Regions from separate parts of the Homo sapiens genome. Here region 2 is linked to region 1. A link is an interaction called in ENCODE POLR2A ChIA-PET data of the cell type or tissue named here. Cell type or tissue: CD4-positive, alpha-beta T cell. All regions are shown on one strand. Each heading gives the region's core, and the rest is flanking DNA. Links, peaks and the distances in the headings are about the cores only.

Evidence for each region. Peaks named below come from ENCODE experiments on the same cell type or tissue, not always from the same donor. Only the 100,000 strongest peaks of a DNase experiment are listed, where the experiment ranks them.
Region 2: POLR2A ChIA-PET joins it to region 1 with 6 read pairs; 10 of 35 experiments call an interaction of 5 or more read pairs at or near these places.

What each region holds. Positions count from the first base shown.
Region 1 is chr9:89,484,167-89,491,197 of GRCh38, reverse strand. All of the region lies in intron 1 of SEMA4D (semaphorin 4D), which reads left to right. Among named protein-coding and RNA genes, the nearest start is that of SEMA4D, 10 kb to the left of the region's middle. RefSeq lists an enhancer at 4,596-4,665 and silencers at 5,835-5,924, 5,935-6,014. In CD4-positive, alpha-beta T cell, for the core only: no CTCF peak of the experiment used is centred there; a DNase peak (open chromatin) is centred at 1,077; H3K4me3 peaks cover 394 bases; H3K27ac peaks cover 1,705 bases.
Region 2 is chr9:89,435,068-89,444,599 of GRCh38, reverse strand. All of the region lies in intron 2 of SEMA4D (semaphorin 4D), which reads left to right. Among named protein-coding and RNA genes, the nearest start is that of SEMA4D, 58 kb to the left of the region's middle. RefSeq lists enhancers at 1,246-1,465, 1,323-1,898, 4,209-4,786, 7,205-7,986, 7,987-8,768 and 1 more. In CD4-positive, alpha-beta T cell, for the core only: no CTCF peak of the experiment used is centred there; a DNase peak (open chromatin) is centred at 3,849; H3K27ac peaks cover 2,304 bases.

The DNA.
Region 1 (7,031 bases), core at 128-2,627:
GGGGAGAAAGTAGCGGTCCCCAGGTTGGATGCACCTTAGACTTGGGGTGCTTTCCACGTGGAGTCCCACTAGAGGCAATGCTGTCCTACTCAGTTTTATTGACATGAATTATGACAAAATGTATTCACTTCAAACACAGCTAACTGAGTTTTGACACATGTAGATAGCCATGTGACTGACACCATAATCAGGATATAGACCAGGATTTGGTAAGCTTGGGCCTGCAGGTCAAGTGTGCTGGGCCAATTTATTTCGAATCATCTGTGGCTGCTTTTATGCTATTGCAGCAGAGGTGAGCAGTTGCCACAGAGACCATATGGCCCTGAGAATCCCCCTAAATTTCCCTGTTGCCCCTTTTCACTCAACCCCCTCTTCCCAGCAATTACTGATCTGCATAGATTAGATTATTATAGATTGGATTTATTTCTTCAATACTTTCAAAGTGGGAGCATATATTTGACAGTTGCTCCTAGACCTGTGATGGGATTACATCCTAATCATAAACCCATCATTAAGTTGAAGATATCCTAAGTCAAAAATGTGTTTGATACACCTGACCCGCCCAAAAGCATACCTTAGGCTAGCCCACCTTCAGCGTGCACAGAACACTTATATTAGCCTACCGTTGGGCAGAGTCATCTAACACAAAGCCTTTTTTATAATAAAGTGTTGAATATAATTTATTGAATGCCACACTGACAGTGAAAAGCAGAATGGTTGTGTGGATACTCGCAGTACCGTTTCTACTGGATTCGAATGGCTTTCACACCATTGTAAAGCCAAAAAATCATAAATGAAACCATTGTAAATGGGGGACCATCTGCATACTCTTTTGTCTAGCTCCTTTCACTCTGCATAATGTTTTTTAGATTCTTACATGTTGCTGTGCATACCGGCACTTGATGTCTTTTTATTGCTGAATAGTTGGTGGAAGTTTGAATTGTTTCCTCTTCTGGGTTTATTGTGAATCAAAGTGCTGGGAGCTACAACTCAACCACAAAAACTGCCAGTTAAAACATGGGTAAATGTGTCAATAAAGGTGATTTACAAACGGCCAATAAACATGCGAGAAGGTGCTTAACATCATTAGTTGTTAGGGAAATGTGAATCAAAGCCACAGTGAGATACCATCTCGCACCCTACTAGCTTTAATTAAAAAAAAAAAAAGGAGGGTGGAGGGAAATAACAAGCGTAGGTGAGGTTATGGAGAAATTAGAACCCTCATACACTCCGGATAGAAATGTAAAATGGTGTAGCTGTTTTGGAAAAAAGTTTGGAGATTCCTCAAAAAGTTAAATACAGAATTACCATATGACCTAGCACTCCCACTCCTACGTATATACCTAAAAGAATTGAAAGCAGGGACTCACACAAAAACTTATACACGGCTGTTCACAGTGGCACTATTCCAGTAGCCAAAGGACGGAAACCCAGATGTCCAGCAGTGGATGAATGGGTAAGCTAAATGTGGTATATTCATACATGGCCTATGATTCAGCCATAAAAAGGAGTGAAGCGCTGATACATGCTACAATGTGAATTCACCTCAAAAACATTATTCTAAGTGAAGGTAGCCAGGCACAGATTAATAGCTGCATATTGTATTATTTCATTGATATGAAATGTTCAGAATGGGCAGATCTTTCCAGACAGAAAACACGTTAGTGGTTGCCAGGAGCTGGGGAGGTGGGGGAATGGGAAGTGAACACTTAATATGCATTGGGGTTCCTTTTGAGGTCCTGGAACTAGATAGGGGTGATGGTTACATAACATTGCGAATGTACTAAATGCCACTGGATTATACGCTTTAAAATGGTAAATTTTATCTTACGAGTATTTTACCACAATAAAAGATGATATAAGACATGCTGTGAGCATTCGTGGGCAAATCTTAGCGTGGACATATGTTTTTATTTCTCCTGCGTAACTACCTACAAGTGGAATTACAGGGTTTCATGGTAAGTAGATGTTTAACTTGATTAAAAATCTGGCAAACTGCTTTGCAAAGCAGTTGTATCATTTTACGTTCCCACTGCTAACGCATGAGAGTTGCAGTTGGTTTACGTCTGTGCCAACACTTGCTGTTGTCAGTCTTATTAATTTTAGCTATTCTAGTGGAAATGTGGTAGTGCTGTATCTGTGCAGTTTTAGTTGAGCGTCTTTTCATGTGCTTATTAGCTATTTGTGTATATTCTTTTGTGAAGTGTCTGTTCAGATCTTTTGATCACTTTTTAATTGGGTTGTCTTCTTATATGTGAGTTGTAGGTGTTCTTTACATATTCTTGACTCAAACCTTTTGTCAGATACTTGTATTGCAAATATTTTCTCTCAGTCTATGGCTTGCCTTTTTATCCGTTATATCTTTCAATGGGCAGACTTTTTGGTTTTAAGTTGTTTTAATGGTTTGTGCTTTTTGTACCCTATTTAAGAAATCTTTGTCTAATCCATAGTGATAAAGATTATCTGTGTTTTCTTCTGAAAATGTGGTAATTTTAGCTTTTATGTTTAGATCTGAGATCCATTTTGGTTGGGCGTGGTGGCTCACGCCTGTAATCCCAACAGTTCGGGAGGCTGAGGTGAGTGGAACACCTGAGGTCAGGAGTTTGAGACCAGCCTGGCCAATATGGTGAAACCCTGTCTCTACTAAAAGTACAAAAATTAGCCGGATGTGATGGTGCACGTATGTAATCCCAGCTTCTTGGGAGCCTGAGGCAGGAGAATCACTTGAACCTGGGAGGCGGAGGTTGCAATGAGCTGAGATCGCACCATTGCACTCCAGCCACTCCAGCCTGTGTGACAGAGTGAGACTCTGTTCTCAAAAAAAAAAAAAAAAAAAAAAAAAAAAGATCTGTGATCCATTTCGAGTTAATTTTTAATGGAAAGAGCTAAGGATTGAGGTTCATTGTTTTACATGTAGACTTCCGATTGTTCTCACACCATTTGTTTTAAAGTAAACAACAACAGCAAGCCTCTTCTTTCTCCAGTGAATTATGTTGATACCATGTTTGTAAAGTAATTGACCATATCTGTGTGCCTTTGTTTCTGGATTCTGTTCTGTTCCATTATGGCTTATTCCTCATAGGTCCCAGTATCACACTGTCTCTGTAGTAACTCCTGAAGTCAGGTAGCATGACAATTTTGCTTCATTTTCAAAATTGTAGTGTCGGTTCTAGATCCTTTGCATTTTCTTATATACTTAAGATCAGTTTGTCAGTTTCTACAGCAAGCCTGCTTGGATTTTGGCCAGAATTGTATTAACTCCTTAGATCAATTTGGGAAAAAACATTGTAACAATATTTGGTCTCTTGACCAATGAGCATGGAATCTCCCTCTATTTTCATCTTCCTTTATTTCTTTCAGCAGTGTTTTGTAGTTTTGAGTGTACAGGTCTTGCACATGTTTTATCAGATTTACTCATAAGTATTTCATATTATTATACATGGATTTTAAAAATTTTATTTTCCAGTTGTTAATTGCGATATATAGAAATACAATTGATTTTTTCTATTTTTTGTTTATCCTGTGAACCTTGCTAAGTCGCTATTTAAGTAGCTTTTTTTGTAGTCCCTCAAGATCTTTCATATAGATAATTCTGATGATTATGAATAAAGACCAGTTTCTTTCCAGTTAGAATGCCTTTTACTCCTTTTTCTTCTTTTCTTTCACTTCTAGGACTTTCAGTACAATGATTAATAGAAGTGATAAAAGTGGACATTCTTGCCTGTTCCCAATATCAGGAAGGAAGAATTTCAAGTTTTGTTGTTGTTGTTGTTAAGTATGATGTTAGGTAAAGATATGAAGTGCCTTTTACAAGGCGGTGGAAGTTTTTTAATTTGTTGAGAGCTTTTATCATGAGTAGGTGTTGAATTTCCTCATATACTTTTTCTGTATCTGTTGAGATGATCATAGGGTTTTTCATTTTTTGTTTGTAAATATGGTGAATTACACTGGTTAACTTTTGAATGTTAAATCATTCTTGCATTTCTGGCACAAATCCCACTTGGTAATTATGTATCTTTTTTATATATTTGTTTTATATATTATATATATATATTTATATATTGCTGGATTTGATTTGCTGCAATTTTATTAAGGATATTTGTGGCTATGTCATGAGGGATATTGTTTTCTTTTCTGGTACTGTATTTTATATTGGTATCAAAGTAAAGTTTGCCCCACACAATGATTTGAGAAGTGGTTCCTCTTACTATTTTTGAATAGTCTTTGTAGGATTGGGCTTCTCTTGCCCTCCCCTCCCCTTCCCTTCCTTTCCCTTTTTGGAGACAAGGTCTCACTGTGTTGTCCAGGCTGGAGTGCAGTGGTACAATCATAGCTCAATCATAGCTCACTGCAGCCTTGACTTCCTGGGCTCAAGTGATCTTCCTGCCTCAGCCTCCAGAGTAGCTGGGACTACAAGCATACACCACTATGCCTGGCTAATTTTTTTGAATTTTAGCAGAGACAGAGTTTCACTATGATTCCCAGGCTGGCCTTGAATTCCTAACCTCAAGCCATCTTCCCGCTTTGGCCTTCTGAAGTGCTGAGCTTACAGGTGTGAGCCACTGTGCCCAGCCTGTCTGGGGTTTTCTTTATGGAGAGGCTTTTAATTATGAATTCAATTCCTTAACATAGGACTATGAAGATTTTCTGTTTCTGTTTGAGTCAGTTCTGGTTATTTGTGTGATTTATTGAGCTATAATTTTATATACAGTGAAATCTTTCCTGTTAAATGTACCATTCTGTGAGTTTTGGTTAATGCATGTGGTTTTGGTAAATATAACCATACCAAATCATTTCCACACCAAATCAAGGTATGGAAAATTTTCATAACTCCAAAAATTCCGTCTTGTGCCCCTTTGTAGTCAGTTTCCTTTCCCCAGACCTAGCAACCACTGACCTGTTTTCCATCCCTCTAGGCTTTTCCAGAATTTCATATAGAAGGAATTATACAGATTGTAGCCTTTGAGTCTGGCTTCTTTCACTCAGCATAATTATGCAGGTATTTGAGCAGTAAATAAAGCAATCAGATCGATGTCTCAGGAGTAACTCTGGCATTTCAGAGTGATGAATTGGAAAGACAGATTGGAAACAAGGGAAAGAAGTTATGGGACAAGAATGCTAGATGACGTTCATGGTGACCTTGTTATAAATGATATGCCAAACTCTATCCGTCTCATGGAGTTCTGACCACAGTCCTGTAAGACTGGGTCAGTTCTCCCCTCTTGTTTACAGGTGAGAACAGAGAGAATAAGAATGTTATTCTTGAAGCCGCTCAGCCAAGAAGTGGTGAAGCCAGGAGTTGTGATTCGATGCTCTATACTGAGGTCCAGCATCTAATGCATGCACTAGGAGGTGGCAGTTGGTTAGTGGTTTTTTTTTTTTCTTTTTTTTTTTTTTTTTTTTTTTTTTGAGATGGAGTTTTGCTCTTGTTGCCCAGGCTGGAGTGCAATGGTGCAATCTTGGCTCACTGCAACCTCTGCCTCCCAAGTTCAAGTGATTCTCCTGCCTCAGCCTCCCAAGTAGCTGGGATTACAGGCATGCGCCACCATGCCCGGCTAATTTTGTATTTTTAGTAGAGATGGGGTTTCTCCATGTTGGTCAGGCTGGTCTTGAACTCCCGACCTCAGGTGATCCTCCCGTCTTGGCCTCCCAAAGTGCTAGGATTACAGGTGTGAGCCACCGTGCCCAGCCCGGTTAATGTTTTAAAGATTTTAAGGCACATGTACCCTTTGGCCATTGGAGTCTGAATGAGCTAGACATTTATTTAAAGAATCATGAATGTTAAGAAGCATTTATTGAAAAGGGTGTTTCTCAGTGTTTATAAATAGAAAATCCAGATATAACCTGGGCAGCTACTGACAGTGAAATAGTTAGGCAGGATGTGCCATAGTAACATTGGTCACTCTTTGAAAATCTAGTGTAAAATATGCCTAATGAGATGAGAAGTCAGCATAATACATCATGTGTTAAGAACAGTTTGTGAACCAACATGCATGGCAAGGACTTACAATTGCCTAGAAAGCACTAGACCATGTCCAAAATGCGAGTCAGATGTTTAGTTGATGACGTGCCTTCTGTTTTCTCCTTGGTGCTTGTCTACATTTCTCTGATTTTCTGCAACAATACTTGTTATGGAAATCACAAAGGAGAAATACAAAGGAAAAGGTTGAAAAATGTAGCTCTGGAACACACACACACACACACACACAACATACTACACACATATGCCTCCACCACCCACCCAGTACACACACACCAAACAACACACACATACACATCACACCACACACCCCATACCACACACTACACACATACCCCCCACACCACAAACACCCAGTATACACACATTACACACACACCACACAATACATCCACACACCACACACCCACCACACAATACATCCACACACCACACCACACATTCCCCATACCACACACTTCACACATACCTGCCACACCACACACACATAACACACAACACATCCATACACCACATCACATACCACACACACAGCCACCACACTACATACACACACCACACCACACACACACTACATATATACTGCATACATACACCGCACATCACACCACGGAACACCCCATACTACACACATACCCCACCATGTATACACACACCATACACGTACCTCCCCACCCCACACACCCAGTCCATACACACCACACACACTACACAAACCCACCACGTGGTACATACACATACCATGCCACACACACACACAAAACACACACAACACACACTGTACACATACACACCACACACACCACACATCAAACCCCACACATAACACCACACAGTCATATGCTGCACGTGCCGCAGCACACACAGCACACACATACCCCGTATGCATCGGAGTCTTGAGAGCTTTGCACACTTTTCCTAGACTGGTCATGCGTGCCTTGTTCCCAGAGCAGGTGGGTGTTTTGCAGCTTGTTCTGCTCCTAAAGGGCATGCAGGCAGTGAAGCTGGCCGGCCCCTCGCTTGCCTCTCCCAGATGCAGCCCAGCTGCAGG
Region 2 (9,532 bases), core at 2,731-5,230, 49 kb after region 1:
TCCAGTGTGCCAGCACTAATTAGTCAATAATCCGTCCTTTGACCAATGAATTGAATGACAGCTCTGTGGTCTGTTAGGGTCTCATGTAAACTGGGTTCCGTCTGGGGATCCTCCATCCCACTCGCTGGCCTGCTTGTCTCTTCACGTGCCCACATCCCGTCAGTAGCGGCTGCAGAGCAAGTGCTGATAGCTGGGAGGAGTCCCCTCATGTGCTGTGTGTGTGATGACGTGCTTTGTGAGCCGTGATGGCAGGAGTGCTCCTGTGTATGCCTGTATGTGTTTGCCTGTGTTTCTCCTTATGACTCCTGGGCAGAGCATGATAAGGGTGGGTACACTGTAGCTGTGCTAGAGGGGCAGCCAGGGAGGAGGCCATGGAGGTGGGGAGGGAGGCCAAGGTGAAGCAGGAAAACAGAGACCACCAGGTGGACGCAGAATTATGTCTATGGTAGGTAGGTATAATTTCTAAAAGGCAAGGTGTCTAGGACAATAAATGTAAAGCAGGTTTATTATGGGGGGAGCAGTGAAAAGAGAACCCTTCGTGTCAGGGACCCACCCACTGCTTGGATTTCCTTTGGGCATGAGTGCCCTGACTCTGCCCGTGGTGGGAGGATGCATGGGCATGCAGTGGGGTGACCGTGTCACTGCAGCTTAGGTGCCTGTGCCTGGCCCAGGGCTGCCTGACTCTGGGCCCCTGAGGATGCCCATGCCCAGGCACCTCTGGCAGCTGGCACCTCGCAGTCTCCAAATGCTCTCTGTGCCCCATCTTCTGTGGCACTGCTTTAGCAGGGCAGGCCACACCTATGCAGGGAGCCCAGGAGGTCAGGGCCTGCAGTTACCCACTGGTGACCCCAGCCCCACCCATGCTGTGGAGGGAGGGTAGAGAGTTTCAGGTGCCAGCCCATACAGGACTCACAGCCAGGACAGGAGGCAGCCAGGTCCTGGCCACCAGCTCGGAGGCAGGCATGGGGTGGGGTGCAGCTGAGCGCTGCAGGGCCAGGGCCGTCCGCCACCCGCCTACCCCAGGCAGATCCTCCTCTGGCGGCTGCTGCTGGCCGGACCTGCTTCCCGGGTGGCTATTATGGGCGGGTGGAGTCCACGCTGTGCTTTACTGGGAGGGCTCATTTTCTGTCAGACAGCTGAAGGCTCCACTCTGCAGGGACAACAGGACCGTGGTACACCCGCTTCGAGGTCAGTGAGAAGGTGGACAGGGCAGCCAGGCCCCGTGGGAAGGTGGCTGGAGACTGGGCCCATGGGCATCCTGGTGGCCCTGTTTAAGCTCCTTGTTCAGCCCACATATGGCTTGTGGCTGGAGTGTGTGTCCAGTTGAGCACTGGCATCCGTTCTTCTCCAGAGCACCTCGCGACCCGGCCTCTGTCCAGGGGGGTAGTGTGGGTGGTCATAATCCCGCCACTGACAGGGAAGTCTCACTCTTGAAGCTGTGGAGAAGTCCCTAGGGGACCTGATGGGGCTGGGCTCTGGACTGTGAGTCACCTCCTGGGGAGAAGAGCCGCCTTCCTCCTGGGAGGCTTCAGTCCCAGGTCAGGCAGAGGCTGTGCAGGCATGCTGTAGGGGTGCAGGGGGCCCTCCTGCTGCTGAGCACGGTCCTGGTGGGCATCCGAGGTTGCTCTAGCCCCAGTGAAGGCCCTTAAAAGTCTCACAGGCTGTGTGATGACAGGCTTGTCCCAGCCCAGGCCCGGGGCCCAGGTTTGCAGACGACACCGGCACATGCGTGAACCAGGGTCCCCAGCATTGACTCACATCTGCCCGGGTCTGGTGTTTCCTCGCTGGGAAATGGTGAGAAGGATGGGGAGGGCTGCAGCCATGCCAGACACTGTCTGGTGCTGATCCCTCTCTGGGACGGATGCAGTTATGAACCCCAGGAACCCTCCCCTCCCCTTGCATGTATCCTGACAGCTCAGGGTGAGTGGGTCTGATTCTTTGCTAGCTGTTGGGGCCTGTGGAAGTGAAACTCATTGTCTTTTCCATTTTTACCTTGAACTCTGTGTTTCTAGCAAGTAGAGGAAGAGGACCCCGGCCAGGCAGATGGTTTATTTTTATGCATGGTTTCAGATGGCGCCCACCCCTCCTCCCCTCCTTGCTGCTGACCATCTCACTCTTTTGACATGTTGCTGCTGCTGCATGGTTTTCTTACAATTTTTTCTATTCCACTGCATTTTAACTAATGAGGTCCGTATTCTTCCTGCAAAGCTGCCATGTTTAACAGAGGACTCTTGGAGCCTGGCAAGCTTGGAAAGAGCAGGTAGCTCCCTCCTCTTCTGACAGGCGGGCCAGTGGGGCTGGAGTGGGGGGCTCCAGCAGCCCCTACCACCCTCGTGGCAGCCGTGGTGCCCAGAGCCGACCCACTGAGCCCCTCCCAGTGCTTTGGCCAGTGACCTTGACCTGGGCCGTACGGCGCAGCAAACCATGTCTCTGGCCTGAAGATGTGTCCTGGGCCAGGGGAAAAGGGAAGGAAACAGCCCCAGCTCACTGGGTGCTGATGATGGGGAGGGGTGATCAGGAACATGCTGAACTCACCAGCCTGGCCATTGCTGGTCTACACATCCATGAACTGTGCAAGATTTCAGGCACGTTAAATAACAGAGCCTTACAGTCCAATGGGGAAGAGAAATGTGTAAACACAGCCATGGGGATGGGTGCCTGGTGAGGGACTGTCAAACATGGGCGTGGCCATGAGCCCCTCTTGCCAGCCTCTAGCCCTCTGTCCACACGGTGGGGCCTGGAGTTGCTGGACTTCCCTTTCACTTAGATCAGAAGCTGAAGTTTAACAGTGTGGGCTGGGATGGGAGTGTGGGAGGGGGGTTAGGGCCCAGGCAGGAAAGCTGGACGCAGAGTGGTTAGACAGGTATTGGGGCTGAAATGACAAAGAGGGTACTGAGGACACCCAGGGACAAAGCAGCCACAGCCTCCAGGCAGGTCCCAGGAGCCCTGAGGAGGAGCCATGGGGTGGTGGGGAATTGGTCCCCTCCCTGCCTGCTGCTTCCAGGCTGCCCTCACTTCCTTCCCATGGTCTGGGGCATTCTGATCCTGACACAGTGATGTGGGGGTGGCCCATGATGTGGGAATGGGGGCCTGGCCGGTACCGACATCTCCAGCCAGAGCTCAGGGTTGCCTCTGCCATCATCACCTCGGCCACATCCCCTTTCCTTCTGATCCCAGACACATTGGGCTCTGTCTTGCCTGCTGTTCTGTCTGCCTGGAAAGCTAATGTTGTTGGTGCCAAATTCCTGAAGAGTCCTCCCTGATGGCCCGTCCACCACGCGAAGCTGTGGAAATTGCCCGCTGCTGGGAGGAACAGTGCCGCCCGGCCGAGTCCTGCGCGTGTGTGGAAGCGGAGGCCAAGGGTTGGTATTCGTAAGGTCTGGGAGTTTGGTTTAAGGCAGATCTTTCAATGTGGGTGGCTGGTCTGATTTGGACTGGGACATGTTTACAATGTGTAATAAGACTTTAAGATCAGTGGACGCAGCAGAGGGCGTGAAGCCAGCCTGATGGTGGTTTGCTGAGGGAGCAGCTTGCCCAGGAGAGTGGCTTGTTGTTCTTAGAAGGACTCCCTGGGTGAGCAGGTCAAACAACTTTCAGGAGCTCTGATCAGTCAAGTTGCATGCTGTTTTGCCCTCTTGGGTGGAAATTTGCTGCAGTAGTCCAGTTAAAGTGTACTTGTGCATTTCTGACACCTCACCCTTCAGGTCCAACTTAGCCTCCTCACCAGGCCAGCTTGTCTCCTGTAGTTCTCTTGGCACCCTGTGTGTTCCTACTCAGGACTTGTCACAGTGTGTCATCACACACACGCAAGCACATGCTGTGGGACATTGATGTCTTGCCCACTGGAAGGGTTCCGTAGGGTGGAGTCAGCCCCACTTTGCTCTGCTGGCACTTAGCACGGCATGTGGCACGTAGCAAGTAGTTAGGAAATGTTTGCAGAGGAACATGAATAAGTCTTGCACGAGGTGCCGGGGAGCTCAGAGGAGGAAGCAGCCTCCTTTTTTTCCAGGAGACCAGGGGACGCTTTACCCAGAAGGGCCCTGCTGCTGTGGAGGGTGCAGCCTCCTTGGGGGCTGAGTGTGGAGGGCAAGCGGAGGGTAGGGCTCAGGGGCCAGGGTGATGGGTGCGGGTGGGAGGTGGATCAGACAGCATTGTGAGGGTAAAGGGTTGGGATTTTAAGCAAAAGGCAGCAAAGAGCTGTTGAAGGCTTTTTGGCAGAGGCATGTCAAGACCAGATTTGGAGTTTCGAGATACTCATGTAGCTATACCATGGGGGTGGGTGAAAGCGTGGGTGGGAGAAGGCACAGGGGCTGGAGAGGAATGGGAGGGAAGGCGTTGTGGTCACTGCTTCCTGGCAGGGGCGGGGAGGGAGCCTCAACTGGGTCTGTGGGGCAGAGGAGCCAGCACCACTCCAGGGCTCGTCCCGGGTGGGTGTGGATGGAGATGCCACAGCCTGCGTGGCTCCCAGGGTGAGGGTCAGGCTCACAGGGAGGACACCAGGCCTCTTATCGTGGCTCCATTCTCTGTGGACTGCCCTTGGTGGGACTAAGAGCAGGCAGGTCTCCATGTGTCCTGGACACGGCTCCTGACCCAGCACGTGTGTCCACTTTTGGGCTGTGGTGAGGGTGATTGAGGGGCAGTGTGCCAATGTAGAATGACTATATGGCATGTTTGTGGGCTAAAGTAAGTGAATGCTTAAATTGACACTAAGATGCGGTGAGCTTGATCGTGGGTCGGCCGGTTTCCATTCAGCTAAAATTCGTGAAGTGGGGGCATCACTGACTTTTTTTGTAAAGAGAAAATAACCTGTAAATAGGCTTTTAAAAATAGACACTTACTCTTGCTTTTTTTGTAAATCAGATTGACCTGTCAGTGCACTCTGGGGTCCGGCCAGCTGCGATGATCTTTAGACCAGTCAGCCGCCGGCTGAGCTGACACCTTTTAGATGGAAATGGAATAAATGCTGCACCACATTGTTCGTGTGGGTGGTGAATGCAGGTGTTTGAAACCATTAGCTTCTTTGCATAATTAAAAACCTTAATTTTTTGTGAAATCTTTAATCATAGAAGAAATGCTTCTTTCCAGTTTGAGTGTTTCTCTTAATATTACCATTGCTTTAAGACAATTACCTTCAGGGCTCATTACTTTCCTGGACAGTTTACAGGCCAGAGTGGTCTCCACTCAGCCACTAGATCTTAGAGGATTCTAAGAAACCCTATTCGTTAAGCCAGGTAACTCATATATTCTGAATCTATAAACATGTCTGAAAATTGTGAAACATACTGTAGAGTTTATAGAAGTTCTTAAAATACATACATTGTGCCGGGTACGGTGGCTCATGCCTGTAATCCCAGCACTTTGGGAAGCCAAGGTGGGCGGATCATGAGGTTAGGAGTTTGAGACCAGCCTGGCCAACATGGTGGAAACATGTCTCTAATAAAAATACAAAAATTAGCCGGGCGTAGTGGTGGGTGCCTGTAATCCCAGCTACTCAGGAGGCGGAGGCAGGAGGATCGCTGGAATCCGGGAGGCAGAGGTTGCAGTGAGCGGAGATCAAGCCATTGCATTCCAGCCTGGGCGATAGAGCGAGACTCCATGTTAAAAAAAAAAAAAAAAAAAAAAAAAAAAAAAAAAAGGCCCGGTGCGGTGGCTCACACCTATAATACCAGCACTTTGGGAGGCCGAGGCGGGTGGATCACGAGGTCAGGAGACTGAGACCATCCTGGCTAACACGGTGAAACCCCGTCTCTACTAAAAATACAAAAAATTAGCCGGGCGTGATGGTATGCGCCTGTAGTCCCAGCTACTCAGGAGACTGAGGCAGGAGAATGGCGTGAACCTGGGAGGCAGAGCTTGCAGTGAGCCGAGATTGCGCCACTGCATTCCAGCCTGGGCGACAGAGCGAGACTCCGTCTTAAAAAAAAAAGAAAAGAAAAAACATACATTGTATTTGATTCTAGTCAAAGAACATAAAGAATACTTCGATTTTTTGCCTCAAATATCCCTAACACTAGAAATGTTGTTTGTCTCAGGAACGACAGAATAAAGTGCTTCATAATGTGGGTTTGACTGGCATAGCTTTCAGCCCGTGATGTACTGGATTAATATTTTATCTAATTGCATGACCCCAGCTCTGTCGTGAGCAGGAGTTGCAGTCACCAGGCTCCCGCGGTGAATGTCGTCCTGCTCACCTTCTTGTTGCATTCTGTGATGCAGCCATCACGAGCTGCCATGGGAGGTGCTCCACCCTGAAAGCTCTCTCCAGGCCAGCCTGAGTGTGGCATCCACATGAGCACAAGTCCAGCACCAGCTGAGGCCCCCAGCCCTTCACTCTTCACCCTTCCTGGGTCTCCAGTTTCTCATCTCCAAACTTAAAACTTGCCTTCATGGCCACAAAAGGCTCCCAGGAGAGAAGCAGGGCGCTTGGCTTGAGTATTCTCTACAGTGCACCTTTGTTGCTTCCCTCTTCCCTCTTCCACACTCAGCCCCCAGGGAGGCTGCTCCCTCCACAGCATCTGGGTGCCCTACTGGGTAAAGTGTCCTCTGGTTCCTCTCTGCATCTTGCTGAGATGGCCCTGCCCTTCTATCCCTACCCCTGTAGGTTATTAGAAATCTTCCAGCGAGAAGGGCGCAGAGCCTGGTGCCAGATGGCACTGTGCATGTTAGCAGGTTGGATGGCTCATCCTTGGGACTGAGTTGCTCAATTTAAGGAATTTTAGACTTGGTATCTGGGTTCAAGCATGTCCCTGTCCTGGCTATGTCCCGAGCTGCGGACCAGGGCAGAGCACCACATCTTTTATACAGTGTCCCTGTCTTGTTCATCTCCGAGGCTCAGAGACCTCATTTGTGTGGCTGTCACCTGTGCCTGCTCAAGTCACGTTGCTACCTTCCTTTAGCACCTGGACACATCAGCCAGACCTCCCTCCCTGGGACCCCTTGACCAGAGGCAGCACCGGGAACCTGTGCCCCTTGCCGCTGGCACACATGGGCAGGTGCCCGTGTCACTGAGCCCAGTCATGCGCCAGGCCTGTGCCCTCCCCTCTCAGGGCGCACCGCAGCAGTGGGAGTGCCTGTCGCTGCCGCCTGCTAGGGTTGGTGCTGGGTGGGGGTGGGTGCAGAGGCTGGGATCTGGAGGCCACACCTGCAGTGTCAGAGACTCAGGGCGAGCTTCACACCTGCCCTGCTGCTTGTCCTGTGGTTGTTTGCTTATTCAAGACCAAGTGTGGGCGACCAAGATTGGGCAATACTCACTGCATCGCGCTTCCTTACAGGCTGAGGGCAGGTGCCTGCCGCTGTGGGAGGAAAACCTGGCCTGCAGAAAAATAAAAACTGCCAGAGCTGCACGAGCCACACTTCATTGCACTGTGCAATGCCCACTAGGATCAGGCCACTCATGGGGGTGGGCATGCTGGCCCGCAGAGCAGCCAGGGCCCTGCAGCCCCTAACAAAAGAGGCCACGTGCTTCCTGTTTTAGGGTCGTCTGCCCAGCTGGGAGCAGGCCATCTCGCTGCAGCACTGTCCAGCAGCTCTGTGCATGCTCACCTCCCAAGTTTGCCCTCATTGCTACCTCTTGACTGAGCTGTCTTCGTGATTCCTGAGTCCAAGGCTGGACATGAGAGCTCAGAGGGCCAGAGTGACTTGCCCAGGGCTACATCTGCTTCCTCGGGACTTCACCTCTAGCCCCATTGTCCCGTGGCCTTAGGCAGCTCACCCATCCTGCCATGGAGCCCCCAGATGACTGAAGTAGTGGCCAGGCCTGCAGGGTCCTCAGGCACCCAGGAGCTTGCCCTCGCCAGGCGACCTGCTGCTCCATGGGTGGACAATGGTGTGCATGGCTTGGGTGCTGGGCCGCAACCCCCCACACCCTCCTCTAAGGCAGCCTTTCTCCTCCTTCCTCAGCCTTGGGACTGGGCCCTGCCCCACGAGCCCCTGAATTAGCCCACACAGGAAAACAATCAGGCCCACATCGCTGAACAGCCCCGCTGTTTAAAAGGAAGAGAATGGGACAGGGTTGTTCCACAGCCTGCGGAGAAGGCTCACCACGGGACCTTGTCCCTGCGCTGAAGGGTGCCTTGTTGTGGCTGGAGCAGTCCTGGCCTGAGCCCCAACTAATAACAGAGCCCTTGAAACCCCTGCAGTCAGGACAGACGTCCCAGGCGAGCAGAGGCCCTGCGTGAGGATGGGGCGGCGGGGCCAGATGGTGTCCTGAGTATCCATCCTCCCTGGTGGCTGAGGACACGCTGACCAGCGTGGGGTCAGGAGCATGGCCCCTGGAAAGGTGAGGCCAGCTGGGCAGGGTCAGGGGCTTGGGTTTTCTTTGTCATTTGGTAAATGGTCTTGTGTTCCCATTTCTCACCCCTCACTGGGGTTGAGTGAGAATGAGCTGAGTAAGTGGGCTTCCTTCTAATGTGAGGGGACCAAATGACCAGCTGCCCTTCTGGACAACCAGAGGAAAAACACACTTGAGTGGACCTTACAGGCTTCACTCCAGAGCTTTGCACTTCTGTGCTTTGAAGACAACAGAAGTGCAGGATGTTGTCTGAGATGTCCGTCATTCTGTAGCTGGCCAGAGAGCAGCCAAGGCTGAGGCTGTGATTTGGGGGTGGGGGGCAGCGGGGGCGCTTCCTTGGCCTAGGCTATCCCTGCTTTCTCTTACTGGGCAGCCAATTCAGCATGCATTGGGATGCGGCACAGCAGATATGGACACTGGGCAGTGTTCATGCCCTTCCTTTATTTAAGTTTCATTTATCTCGAAGTTTCTCTGTTTTGCACAGCCTTTGTAAGGAAAGGCCGGACATGCAACCTGTGGGCGTGGCCCTGGGAGGGGTGCACCCAGACCAGGTTGTCCAGGAGCAGGCAGCAGGCTGGTCGGGGCCGGGTGGGGCGTAGGTGGAGCCTGTAGGACTTGCTCTGCATAAAGCCGTGGGTGTGGCTGATGTTCAGGATCTTTGCTGACACAGAGACCTGGGTGGCCTTGTTTGTCCCTGGGTTCTGTAAATCAAAGTACATGCCCGGCACTGTGTCTAGTATGGTCCAGGTGTGTGAAAGTCAGAGAGCCCTGGGAGTCTGCCATCTCTGTGAGTTGGGGAAAGGAGGAGGGGCCAGAAACAAACCAGAAACTCCACAGCTCTTGCTTAGGAGCCTAAAGGAAAGAAACAGGGCAAAGCAGCCAGAAGGCTGGGAACTGGAGGGCCAGTCCTCGGACTAGAATTTACATAGGAATGGGGGCTGTGAATGGGGATGCTTGTAATCCTTCCAGAATTGGGGTAAAATTTGCATCTGAATGGCTCATCAAGTCAAGATTCCCATGGAATGTACTGGTTTTCTGGTTATTTTCCAGGTCCTGTTAATGATCATTTGCATGTTTACTCAACCAGCATTCTTAAAATTAATATTACCTTATGACTGCCTTTATCATGACTCTCTTAGTGGGGATTTCTGTCCTCCACATGCCCTGGGGGATGTGCAGCCCCCGTGCACTCCCCGCCTTGGCCGGCCCCTTCCCCCATGCCCAGGTAGACTCTGAGCTCTT